Regions from separate parts of the Homo sapiens genome. Here region 2 is linked to region 1. A link is a loop called in an ENCODE intact Hi-C map of the cell type or tissue named here. Cell type or tissue: transverse colon. All regions are shown on one strand. Region 1 overlaps RREB1 (ras responsive element binding protein 1). Region 2 overlaps LOC101928004 (a long non-coding RNA gene).

Region 1 (2,500 bases):
CCGGTAAAAGCAAGGGAACACATGTGAAGATTGAAAAAATAATCACTAAACGGAGATGCACAAAGTATTTGTTGTACATTTATCCCAGTACACAGCCTTTCCCCATAACATAAAGAGTTCCCAGCCTGGGCAATATAGCAAGATCCCGTATCTCTACAAAAAATAAAAAAAAATTAGCCAGGTGTGTTGGCTCATGCCTCTAGTCCCAGCTACTCCAGAGACTGAGGCGGGAGGATCACTTGAGGCCAGGAGTTTGTGACTAGCCTGGGCAACATAGCAAGACCTTGTCTCTATAAAAAAAAATAAGAAAATTAGCCAGATGTGGTGGTACATGCCTGTGTCCTAGCTATTGGGAGGCTAAGGCAGGAAAAGCACCTGAGCTTAAGGAGGTTGAGTCTGAAGTGACACATGATTATGCCACACTGCACTTTAGCCTGGGCAACAGAACAAGACTCTGCCTTAAAAAAAAAAAAAAAAAAAAAAAAAAGTTGACCTTCTCCTGCTTGCTAACACACTGGACTGAATAAGGAAATCCACAAAGCATCTTAAGAATCATGTTTGCGTGATAACTGATATCAACCCACAGGGTATCTCACTAGAGATTCTGAAGTATAGTTAAGTAACAATACCACAAGGGTAGAATTAATTCTCTTTGTAAAAGTGGGTGCCTTGCAAAACTGAGGTCCAGAGATGTTGGAGAATCAGCTACCCTACCCCTCTATGATTGTGGAAGGGGGATGCTGCCTAGGAGGGTCTATGAGGAATGTCTCCTGGGGGGTGCACACACATGGGTGTGTGTATATGGAACAATCCATTGAGTTTGTACCTTGTACACTTGAACAACAACACTGTTGATACCTTCTATCTCAACTTTTTAAAATGGGGAAAAAAATAATTTCAAGGCAGTTTTAGTTTTATTTATTTATTTTTGAGACTGAGTCTCGCTCTGTCACCCAGGCATGATCTGGGTTCACTGCGACCTCCACCTCCCGGGTTCAAGAGATTGTCATGCCTCAGCCTCCCCAGCAGCTGGGATTATAGGCATGTGCCACTATGCCCAGCTAATTTTTTATACTTTTAGTAGAGACGGGGTTTCACTGTGTTGGCCAGGCTGGTCTTGAACTCCTGGCCTCAAGTGTTCCACTTGCCTTGGCCTCCCAAAGTGCTGGAGTTACAGGTATGAGCCATTGTGCCCAGCCAGTTTCAAAGTAGTTTTAGCAGGTGCTTTATTAGCAGTGAATATATATGGCTCTTTTCTTATTCAGGTCAATAATGACCCAAATTGTTTTTAATAGAAACCACAACGCTGGAATATTTAGCTGCAATGCAGATAGTAAAGAAAGATTTTTTTTTAAAATCCCACGAATTCCGATTATCATAGGACTGGGGTGTTTTACAATTCACCACTTTTATTTTATTTAAAAAAAAAATTTTTTTTTTCTTAGACGGAGTCTCGCTCTGTTGCCCAGGCTGGAGTGCAGTGGCGCGATCTCGACTCACTGCAACCTCAGCCTCCCGGGTTCAAGCGATTCTTCTGCCTCAGCCTCCCGAGTAGCTGGGATTACAGGTGCATGCTACCACGCCTGGCTAATTTTTGTATTTTTAGTGTAGACAGGGTTTCACCATGTTGGTCAGGCTGGTCTTGAACTCCTGACCTCATGATCCGACTGCCTTGGCCTCCCAAAGTTCTGGGATTAGAGGCATGAGCCACCACGCCCGGCCCTAAAATTTTATTTTATTTTTGAGGCAATCTCTCTCTGCCACCCACGCTGGAGTGCAGTGGCACGATCATGGCTCAATGCAGCCTCAACCTCCTGGGCTCAAGTGATCCTCCCACCTCAGCCTCCCAAGTAGCTGGGACTACTAGGTGCACACCACCACGCCTGGCTAATTTTTAAATTTTTTGTAGAGATAAAGTCTTGCTGTGCTGTCCAGGCAGGTCTCAACCTCCTGACCTCAAATGATCTTCCTGCCTTGGCCTCACAAAGTGCTGGCGTTACAGGTGTGAGCCACTGGGGCCTGGTCTACAACTGACAACTTAAACCTCAAAGACCCAAGAACGGACAAAAGGCACAGAAGAGCTAGACTGATGCACAGTTCATAGGATATTCAACCCCAAACAAGCCTATGCAGCCTTCTCAACCCAACAACCCAAGGGAGACCGAAAGGGCCAACAATAATTTTAAGAAAAAAGGTGTTACAAAAAAAGACAAAGCCCAACCGACATTTTAAGGAAAGAAACCCTGAGGAGAGGAAGTTCCCATGGTCTAACTGTGTGGACCATGGAAGGCAGTTGCTGGTTGCTTCCATGGGCTGATCAGAATACCTGAGAAATGCGAGGAAACTTCCTACAGGAGAAGTCCGTGAATCCTAAGTCGTGGAAGCCAGCAGGAATTGAAGGGTTGTTCTGTATGAAAGGTCTGCCCATTGCATCCCTGGGAAGTTGTTTGTGGACAAGCGCGTTGTGACGCAGCAGTCCTCGATGTGTTCGAAAGGTGAC
Region 2 (2,500 bases), 510 kb after region 1:
TCTGTTGTGGTCTTTCATGCCTCCATTCCCAGAAAGCTGCCCAGCCTTCGAGCTCCTCATCTTGCTTAGGAGGTTTGTGATGTAGGACTTAAGCAGATTTTCCCTCATGGATTTTATTTTGAAAGCTTAAAGTCATACAGGAGATCACGCTAGCTCGTGCCTAAGGATGGGGGGGTGAGAGGACAAGGCCATTGAGGGCTGGTGCTTTTGGTTTGGTTTGGTTTGGTTTTCAAGGAGAGCTAGCTGCCCAGCAGAGACAAGACAGGTTGCTTTCCGTGGCTAGGGGAGAGTCGGGTTGGGAATTCAGGGGGGTCGCTAGGAACTCGAGTCCTGGATTGTCAGTCACAGCTCCCAGAGGTGGCCAAGCCTCGGAAAGGGGTGGTGCATCCTGTGAGCAGCACACAGATCTCTTTAAGGTACCAGGTGGGCCAAGACAATGATCTAGTAAGGATGACCAGGGAGGAAAACCAGAGAAGCCACCATGCATGTTCTCCTTTGCTCACAGTCATGGACCTTTGCCTTTGGAACAACTTTAGGAGCTGGGATGAGACAGGACAGTGGAGAAAGGGCTGAGGTTGAATTTCTGACCACTCTAGTGGCATCTGGGCTTAGAATTCATTTAATTCAATCAATATGAAGAAATGGGCCAGGCACAGGGGGCCAGTGGCCCACTGGCAATAATCCCAGCACTTTGGGAGGCCAAGGCGGGCAGATCGGGTGAGTTTAGGAGTTCGAGACCAGCCTGGCCAACGTGGTGAAACCCCGTCTCTATTAAAAATACAAAAATTAGCCAGGCATGGTGGCGGGTGCCTGTAATCCCAGCTACTGGGGAGGCTGAGGGAGGAGAATCGCTTGAACCTGGGAGGTGGAGGTTGCAGTGAGCTGAGATCATGCCATTGCACTGCAGCCAGGGCAACAAGAGCAAAACTTTCTCAAAGAAAAAAAAAGAAATGAATATTTCTTGTGATTGAGTTTCTGGAGCAAAATTTCTACTGGCCACATATAAAATGGAGACATCTTAGTTCACAGCTGCATGACAGTTGCAGGAATGAAGAAAGGGTGATGTGTGTGGAAAGATAGTAAATCATGAAGCACTCCACCAGTTCCCATGAGAAGCTGGCTCTCCTGGCTAGAGAAGTACAGGTCCCAGGCTCTCTTACTTATGGGTAGCTAGGAGTGGAAAGTTTCCACAGTGAGACTGGCTTCCCCGGGCCTCTGCATGGGGTTTTCCAGGGCCTATTGCATCCCTGGGCTTGCCAGAACAGGATGTTGACAGTTGGGGCTGCTTCCTCTGTGGGATGGAGTAGGGTGTAGCCTCTAAACGCTGATGCTGCAGGTTTTGCTTAGTTTACTATGGAAGAGAGAGTTTCAAACACTTGGGAAATGTTCTGATGGGATTCTGTGTCCACACTCTGTTACGCCTCAGCTATCTGCAGATAGTGCTGGAAAATGATTTCTTATTCCTGCAGTAGTAACTCACAGAATTGGGACTTACCTGAGTTGGGAGGACCTTAGCCTGAGTCTAGTCCCACGCTGGCCAGTAGAAATCTAATGTGGCCACAATGGGACCACATGTGTTATTTCAGTTGTTTTAAGTAGCCACATTATCAAAAGCTTAAAAAAAAAAAAAAAGAAATAAATTAATACATTTTAATCTACTTGATGTATGAAAAAATAGTATTATAACAAATGATATAAAACGAAATGTAATATATTAATATTCATGGTTACTTTACATTCTTTTGTTCTTTAATGTTTGAAATCCAGTGTACATTTATACTTAAAGCACATCTCAATTTGGACTAGTCACATGCTTAATGACTACATGTGGCTTCTGGATTACACAGCGTAGGTCTATACCAGGAGTCTCAACTGGGGGCTGGGTGCCCCATTTGGGGGACATGTAGCAATGTCTGTAGGCATTTTTGATTCTCATAACTGTAGGAGAGTAGAGGCCACAGATGTTGCTAAACATCCTACAATGCACAGGACAATCCCTGCAACAAAGAATCTTCTGTCCGAAGATATCAGTAGTTCTGAGTTTGAGAAATCCTGATCCTAGACCAAGCTGTGCCCCTACCCCTTGCCCTTTTGTATTTCCCCACAGTGATGGGAATGAGGCACAAGAGCCCAGGGTAGCAGGTCTGGTGTTGGCACTCAGGTGTCCTGAGTGGGGCCCCGGGGCACCTCTGCTCACCCACGTCTCCTCCAGGCTTGTGACTGTAGCAGGGGTTCTCAATCCTTCCTCTAGCACAGCTCAGCAGAGGGACATAAGTGACAGGACCCAAGCCACAAGCAAGAAACCACACCCCCCACAAAGTTCTTTAGCACAGAAGTTCCTTTTGTGTTACATGAAAATTTAGGGAAAATTCACCCACTTGTCGGAACCTGAAGACTGGCCCAAGAGACAAAGGAAACGCTGAACCCAGCAAGAATTCCAGAGCTGATACTCGGCCAGCTCTGAAGGAGGGCCTTCGAAGCATGGGGTTCAGAGGGGGAG

Evidence for each region. A loop is a pair of places that touch in the nucleus more often than their neighbours do. Peaks named below come from ENCODE experiments on the same cell type or tissue, not always from the same donor. Only the 100,000 strongest peaks of a DNase experiment are listed, where the experiment ranks them.
Region 2: it touches region 1 in a loop (4-fold over the local background); 19 of 110 quality-filtered maps call a loop at or near these places.

The regions. Positions count from the first base shown.
Region 1 is chr6:7,226,483-7,228,982 of GRCh38, reverse strand. It overlaps RREB1 (ras responsive element binding protein 1), which reads right to left. Exons shown (of 13, transcript NM_001003699.4): 9 at 2,327-2,500. Among named protein-coding and RNA genes, the nearest start is that of SSR1, 85 kb to the left of the region's middle. In transverse colon, no CTCF peak of the experiment used is centred here; no DNase peak of the experiment used is centred here.
Region 2 is chr6:6,716,924-6,719,423 of GRCh38, reverse strand. All of the region lies in intron 2 of LOC101928004 (a long non-coding RNA gene), which reads left to right. LOC101928047 (a long non-coding RNA gene) reads right to left here. Exons shown (of 6, transcript XR_001743949.2): 4 at 1,496-1,614. Among named protein-coding and RNA genes, the nearest start is that of LY86-AS1, 95 kb to the right of the region's middle. In transverse colon, no CTCF peak of the experiment used is centred here; a DNase peak (open chromatin) is centred at 1,243; H3K27ac peaks cover 736 bases.